Regions from separate parts of the Homo sapiens genome. Here region 1 is linked to region 2. The links are chromatin loops, found by intact Hi-C in ENCODE. Cell type or tissue: GM12878. All regions are shown on one strand. Region 1 overlaps XYLT1 (xylosyltransferase 1). Region 2 has its middle 59 kb from the start of XYLT1.

Region 1 (4,000 bases), 120 kb after region 2:
CACCACTCCAGCTTGGGCCGCAGAGTGAGATTCCATCTCAAAAAAAAAAAAAAAAAAAAGTAATGACAGGTGATATGGTTTGGCTGTGTCCCCACCCAGATCTCATCTTGAATTGTAACTCCCACAATTCCCATATGTCGTGGGAGGAACCCAGTGGGAGGTGATTTAATCATGGGGGTGAGTCTTTCCTGCGCTGTTCTCGTGATAGTGAATGAGTCTCATGAGATCTGATGGTTTTGAAAAGGGAAATTTCCCGCACAAGCTCTCTCTTCCCTTGTCTGCTGCCATGTGAGATGTGCTTTTCATCTTCTGCCATGGTTGTGAGGCCTCTCCAGCCACATGGAACTGTGAGACCAATAAACCTCTTTTTGTAAATTGCCCAGTCTCGGATGTGTCTTTATCAGCAACGTGAAAACAAACTATTACAACAGGCAGTGGAGAATCAAAGCTTAATGTACCCGCTTTTCTCTCTATGCACTTATGGCTCTAATACACCTTTTGTATCAATACTTTTGGATTTCCTGAAAGAGCAAGTTATGTGGGGAAACTAGCCTGGTACAGAATCCATTCTGGCAAAAGGGGCAGCCAGCAGCGGTCAAGGATTTGGGTCTGTGCCTGGTGGTGGCAGTGTGAACTCATTAGCAGCAGGGACAGGGTCTGTGCTGGTCAGTGTCCGTGTGGTTGGGACATGATCACCCACAGCAGAGCCTCCACATTTGGCTTTGGTTGTCCAAGCATCCTATACATCATCTTGCATTATTCAGGACATTCTTTTTATGCCTGAACTGGGCAGCATGGAGTCTTTTGTTTGCAACCATAAAACTCGGTCATACACACACCCTAAAAATGTGTCTCAGCTGGGTGTGGTGGCTGACACCTGTAATCCCAGCACTTTGGGAGGGCAAGGCAGGTGGATCACTTGAGGTCAGGAGTTCGAGACCAGCATGGCCAACATGGTGAAACCCCATCTCTACTAAACATACAAAAATTAGTCGGACGTGGTGGCGGGCACCTGTACTCCCAGCTACTCGGGAGGTTGAAGCAGGAGAACCACATGAACCCGATAGGCAGAGGTTGCAGTGAGCCGAGATCACGTCACTGCACTCCAGCCTTGGCAACAGAGTGAGACTCCATCTAAAAAAAAAAAAAAAAAAAAAAGTGTCTCAATACTTCAAAACCAACTTGGGTAATGTTAATGGACTTTCTTTCTCAAATGTGTGGCCACCCCCATCTTTTCTCCTGGCAAAAGGAACTAGGAAGATCGCTGTGGTTCAAGATCAATATTATGCACATCATTGCTGAAATATGCACATCATTGCTGATTGGCTTATGCATGAGGAGCCTGGAGGAACTGTCGAGAAATAGCAGGTCCAAGCTGCTAGGACTTTTGTGTTCTTGGGTCTAATGTGTTTATTTCAGTTCCTCCTTGCCTTCAAACTGCCGGCCTCTCTCAAATCCCTTCTTATTTTCTGCTTTCCAGTAAACTTCAAAATAGAACTGAATTGCAAGTTGGAGCTTGACCTGTTACTCTTTCTAGCGTCGAAGGAGGAGGTTCTGGTACACTTTGGCAGCTTCCTGCTCCTTCTGTTCACTTTTAGAAGGTGGTGGCTCTGAAAAAGGTCTTTGTAATTTGCATCTTTTTTCCCCTGACTAAGGCCTTCTTCGGTTTTGACACGTGTCATTATGGGCACATTGTTTGGACCAGTTTCTAGAGCCTCATTTGGGTTCTCAACGCTGTCTAAATCTGGCCTTTGCGCTCAGAACAGACCTGGGAATGTCACACAAAGTCCTTCTGATGCCACCCCCACCAATATCTAACACTCGTTACTCTTTTTTTTTGTTTTGTTTTGTTTTTTGAGATGGAGTTTCACTCTTGTTGCCCGGGCTGGAGTGTAATGGTGCGATCTCTTGGGTCACCGCAACCTCAGCCTTCTGGGTTCAAGCGATTCTCCTGCCTCAGCCTCCTGAGTAGTTGGGATTATAGGCCTGTGCCAGCACGCCCAGCTAATTTTTGTATTTTTATTACAGATGGGGTTTCTCCATGTTGGTCAGGCTGGTCTCAAACTCCTGACTTCAGGTGATCCGCCGGCCCTGGCCTCCAAAAGTGCTGGGATTATCGGCCTAAGCCACCATCCCCGGCCTATTCTTTTAGCACCTAGAAGCACATCAACCAAGGATATTGTGGTGCTAGGCAACGAGGCTTGAATACACTGGAGGAATTTTTCCAGTTTGAAGCTGGAACTAGTTAGGAAATTTAGGAGTGAGCAATTGTTAAGTATCCAAGCACAAAACTCAGGAGTGAGTCTGAGCCATGAGAAAGCTGATACTGACTTTAGAAGATCAATATTGTGATATTCCCAGGGCTTTGCCTCTTAGATTTCATGAGAATTTATAATATGTTCACACTCAATGATTGCTTACCAAGCGTATGTCACTGCACTTACTTAGCATGCACTTTGAAAAGCAAAACATCATTTATTCCTTAAAAAGAACTCGGTGTTGTACCCATTTTCCAGGGCAGGTGATTGAGGCTCTGAGAGGCTATCATCGTATATTTTGTATTACTATAAAGGAATATCTGATGCTGGGTAGTTTATAAAGAAAGAAAGTTTATTTGGTTTGTGATTCTGATGGCTGGTAAGTTCAAGATTAGGCATCTGCATCTGGCGAGGGCCTCCGACAGCTTCACTCACAGTGGAAGGTGAAGGGGAGTTGGCATGTGCAGATATTACAGGTAAGCAAGAAAGCAAGAGAGAGGGAGGGGAAGGCCAGACTGTTTGTAAACATCCAGCTCTTGCAGAACTAATAGAAGGAGGGTATTGATCTATTCATGAGGGATCCACCCTCAAAACCCAAACACCTCCCATTAGACCCCACCTCCAACACTGGGGATCAAATTTCAACATGCGGTTTGGAGGGGACACACATCTAAGCCATAGCAGAGGCCAAGTTACTTGCTCAGGGGCACATAGCCAGAAGGTAGAAGGCCCTGGGTTAGAATGCAGACCTGCCTGAATCCCAAGGCCATACTCTTCCTTGAACACCATGCAGTGGTTATTTTAGTAGGGGTCACACAGATGGGTGGGGAGCAGGCAGAGAAATAAACAAAGAGACTGAGTGCTGCTGTCTCATGCCTATAATCCCAGCACATGGGAGGCTGAGCAGGAGGATCAGTTGAGCCCAGGAACGCATGTCCATACTGGGCAACATAGCAAGACCCCATCTCTATAAAATATATAGAGGATTTATAATGTGTCCACATTTAGTGATTGCTAACCAAGCGTATGTCACTGGGCTTAGCAGGCACTTTGAAAAGCAAAATATCTCTTATTCCTTAAAAATAACGCTGTGTTATACCCCTTATATATATACACATATATATAAATTTTTAAAATAAGAATAAATAGGCTGGACGCAGTGGCTCCTGCCTGTAATCCTAGCACTTTGGGAGGCCGAGGCAGGCAGATCACCTGAGGCCAGGAGTTCAAGACTGCTGGCCAACATGGCGAAACCCCATCTCTCCTAAAAATATAAAAACTAGCTGGGGTGGTGGCAGGGGTCTATAATCCCAGCTACTTGGGAGGCTGAGGCAGGAGAATCGCTTGAACTCCGGAGGCAGAGGTTGCAGTGAGCCGAGATTGCGTCACTGCATTCCAGCCTGGGTGACAGAGCAAGACTCTGTCTCAAAAAAATTAAATTAAAAAATAAAAATAAAGAAGCAGCAAAAGGTTTCAAATTAAAAGGGTGACTTTCGAAAGACCATATGACCCTGTGGGAAGAGACATACTATGTTCTTATGTTTTATTTTTCTGTTGCATACCACACCCAACCCAGGGCCTCATATATTCCAAGCACATAGAATAATTTGTTGAAGGAACATTGAGTGAACAAGGAAAAGAAATGGCCATTTCTTCTTTTGTTTTTTCTTTTGAATTAACCCTTTAGCTGTTCAGCATCTTCCTCCTTGTTTAAATGGGCGTTGTGGTCCCTTTTGACCCCC
Region 2 (4,000 bases):
AGACGGGAAGGCAGAGAGTTGTGCATATCAGCTGGAACCAAAGTCTCACACTTATGCCCCCAAGCAGGGCTGCATTCCAGACATCTTGTCCTCTTTGGTGGCCAGGAATAGAGAGATAGGGTGGGGTCCATGTCAAGCTTCTGTTTGACAAAAAACAAACCAATTCAGGCTGGTATCAACGAAAAGGAAAAAAAAAGTATTAGAAGTTATTAGTGGCCAGGAGCGGTGGCTTATGCCTATAATCCCAGCACTTTGGGAGGCCGAGACGGGTGGATCATGAAGTCAGGAGATCAAGACCATCCTGGCTAACACAGTGAAACCCCATCTCTACTAAAAATACAAAAACTTAGCCGGGCATGGTGGCAGGTGCCTGTAGTCCTAGATACTTGGGAGGCAGAGGCAGGAGAATCACTTGAACCTGGGAGGCCGAGGTTGCAGTGAGCCAAGATCACACCACTGCACTCCAGCCTGGGTGACAGAGCAAGACTCCAGCTCAAAAAAAAAAAAAAAGGTATTAGTTAGTTCATAAGATCTCTAGGAGGTGGCATAGGGGATGGGACGGTGGCCTCCAAAAAGATATGACCATGTCCTAATCCCTGAAATCTGTAAATGTGGCTTTATTTGGCAAATGGGGTCTTTACAGATGGAAATAATTTAAAGGCCCTGAGATGAGGAAATCATTCTGGATTATCCACGTGAACCCTGAATCCAATGACAAGTGTCCTAAGAGCGAAGCAGAAGTCATTATATGAAATAGACACTTGCACATGCATGTTTATAGCAGCACAGTTCACAATTGCAAAAATATAAAACCAGCCTAAATGCCCATCAACCAACAAGTGGATAAAGAAAATGTGGTATATATAGATACTGTGGAATACTACTCAGCCATAAAGAGGGACAAAATAATGGCACTCACGACAATCTGGATGGAGTTAGAGACCATTATTTTAAATGAAGTAACTCGCGAATGGAAAACCAAATATTGTATGTTCTTACTCATAAGTGGGAGCTAAGCTATGAGGATGCAAAAGCATAGAAATGATACAGTAGACTTTGGGGACTTGGGGGTACATGGGGAGGGGGGTGAGGGATAAAAGACTACACACTGGTTACAGTTACACTACTCAGGTGCACAAAAATCTCAGAAATCACTACTTAAGAACTTTTCTTTCTCTTTCTCTCTCTCTTTTTTTTTTTTTTGGAGACAGAGTCTTGCTCTGTCACCCAGGCTAGGGTGCACTGGCCCAATTTCAGCTTACTGCAACCTCTGCCTCCTGGGTTTCAAGTGATTCTAGTGCCTCAGCCTCCTGAGTAGCTGCGATTACAGGTGCATGCAACCACGCCTGGATATTTTTTTTTTTTTTTTGTATTTTTAGTAGAGATAGGGTTTCACCATGTTGGCCAGGCTGGTCTTGAACTCTTCCCCTCAAGTGATCTGCCCACCTCAGCCTCCCGAAGTGCTGAGATTACAGGCGTGAGCCACCACACCCAGCCCACCACTAAAGAACTTTTCCATGCAACCAAACACTACACGTTTCCCCAAAACTATTGAAATAAAAGTAAATATTTTAAAAAATAAATAAAAATGAGATTTTTTAAAAAGTGAAACAGAAAGAGTCTTAATACCATCAGAAGAGAAGACATAGAGAAGAGAAGGAAGCCTGACCATGCAGGTAGCAATGAGAGTGATGCAGCCAGAATTCAAGGAATGCCAGCAGCCACCAGCAGATGAAGAAGCAAAGAAGGAATTCTCCCCTAGAGCCTCCAGAGGGAAAGCCACCATTGAGGGAAATGCCAGCTTCCATGGTGAAGGCTGGAGCAAGCAAGCTGATTGGTGGAAATGAGGTCACGTGCTTTTACCCTAGCTGCAAGGGAAGCTGGGAAAACTGGTATCAGCTTCTGCAGAGAAAGGTGGGAACAGAGACCAGGAGGATTCCCTCAGCATAGGTAGGTTCTGGGCAGTCAAAAATGAGGAGAGATGTTCTCTAGAGGTGGCTAGCAGAGCACATCTTCATTCTGCACTCTGACTCCTCCTATTAGTTGGAAATAACAGGGAATCCCCTGCTTCTCCAAGTCTAAGCAGCTCTGCAGCCACCTTGCTGGGTGAGCCAGGTCTCAGGTGTCTTGCTCCTGTGTTTCATGAACTATCGGTTTTGCTTGCCCAATTCCATTACCGTAGCAGCTGGGTTTTAGTTTTGGTTTTGTTTTTTTCTGAGTTAACTATTCTTTCGTTGTCAGGGCTTGCATCCTGTTGAAGGCTGCTCAGCAACGCAGGCTGTGTTACATGATGTGGCCTCACCACTCTCCCCAGTATCTCTCCACTGCTCCCTGGGCTTCAGCCGCACTCATTTCTCCCACTGCTTCTGGAATATTCCAGGTACCCTGCTCATCAGGGCTGTCGCTCACTTGCTCCCTTCTGCCTGGAATACACCTCCCTTCCACCTGCTATGACTTACTGCCTCATTTGATTCAGCTCTTTGCCCAAATGTCACCTCTTCCAAATGACTTTTCCCAGCTGCTTGATCTAAAACAGTAGCCCCTTCTCATCACTCTTCATCTTTTACCTGCTTTACTATAAAAGCATTTATCACTAGCTAGTATGAATTATGCATTTATTCGCTTATTTTTTTATTGGGCACTTTCCCCCCGCTAGAACACAAGTTCCATGAAAAGAGAAATCTTTATATTTTGCTTGCTACTGTATCCCTCGTGTCTAGAATAATTCTTGAAATGCAGGAGTTGTTCCGCATGTACTAGCGGAATGCATAAATTATATTGTCACTAATAGTTTAAATATTTCCCCTTTTTAACTAGGATTTAGTCATTTCTAGAAAATGATTCTTTCCATCATTCTGCCTGTCTTCCAGAGCCTAGCAGAGTGTCAAACTCATAATGGGCCACAGGGAATATTTATGGGAGGGATGAGTGAATGGGTGAGCACATTTAGACTCTCGTTAAAACCAAACACTTGGCAATAAAATGCAAGATTCTCAAGTTGCGATTTCTTCTAATGGTATTTCCCAACTTTAAGCTGGCATCCAATACAATCATTTCTGTCTTTCTAGAGCTGTACTCACACATATAGACAGCTTATATGGTTTTGTACGCATGGAATCTTATGCTAGTAAGGAGTGATAAACATTTGTCTACTTTGTATGTTTATTCATTAGCACAATCTCTTCCCCCTCCACCAGACAAGAACTGATGTTGAACACCATTCTGTGGAACAGATAAACAGGGATGGTTTTGGCTGGGGGCCCCGGTCATTGTCCACATCACCTACCCTTGTGTCATCACAACTCTAAGCTCTGGGTCTCTCTGGCAGCTTTGGAAACACCTGTATTGAGAAGAACAAGGAGTGTGTTTGTCTCTTTCAGATTCCACACAAATACCCCTTATTCCCTTTCTCTTCTTTTGTTGGCAATGAAGATTCTAGGGGTGTGTCCAGGCTCAGACAGCCTCACGGGAGGTTGCAAGCCTGGGTAGGGGAATGTGAGCAGAACAACCAAGACAGCCTAGATGGAGATTTCTGTCCTCATGGTTTAATTCCCTGTATTTCCTTTTGGCTCAATCTTGGGCCATTAAAGGAAGAGGCTTCATTATATATATGTGCGTGTGTGTGTCTGTGTGTGTGTATGTTTATTTTTATATGTATATATATAATTTATATATATAATCTGCTATGTACTATGTACTATATTACACATTGTATATACTGTGCCGTGTACTATTAGGTTGGCACAAAAGTAATTGCAGTTTTGCCACTTTTATGAGAAAAAAATGCAATTACTTTCACACCAACCTAGTATATTAGAGCATTATGTGGATCTCCACACATTGGATGGTAGGGATGAGTATCATACCTATTTTACAGATGGAGGAATGAAAGTTTCGAGAGATGATCGTATTTACCTAGGACCGCAAAGAGACAGAGACCTTGAAACTAGATTTGACTGTCAACCTCTACCTACAGAGGAAAGGAGGAGTGATCACTTCT

What was found. A loop is a pair of places that touch in the nucleus more often than their neighbours do. Peaks named below come from ENCODE experiments on the same cell type or tissue, not always from the same donor. Only the 100,000 strongest peaks of a DNase experiment are listed, where the experiment ranks them.
Region 1: a loop joins it to region 2, with 2.9 times the contacts of the local background. A loop is called at or near these places in 1 of 110 quality-filtered maps.

Annotation. Positions count from the first base shown.
Region 1 is chr16:17,406,705-17,410,704 of GRCh38, reverse strand. The region is part of intron 1 of XYLT1 (xylosyltransferase 1); the gene reads left to right. Among named protein-coding and RNA genes, the nearest start is that of XYLT1, 62 kb to the left of the region's middle. In GM12878, no CTCF peak of the experiment used is centred here; a DNase peak (open chromatin) is centred at 1,524; H3K4me3 peaks cover 280 bases; H3K27ac peaks cover 1,973 bases.
Region 2 is chr16:17,528,373-17,532,372 of GRCh38, reverse strand. No RefSeq gene overlaps it. Among named protein-coding and RNA genes, the nearest start is that of XYLT1, 59 kb to the right of the region's middle. RefSeq lists an enhancer at 1,947-2,066. In GM12878, no CTCF peak of the experiment used is centred here; a DNase peak (open chromatin) is centred at 2,192; H3K4me3 peaks cover 809 bases; H3K27ac peaks cover 304 bases.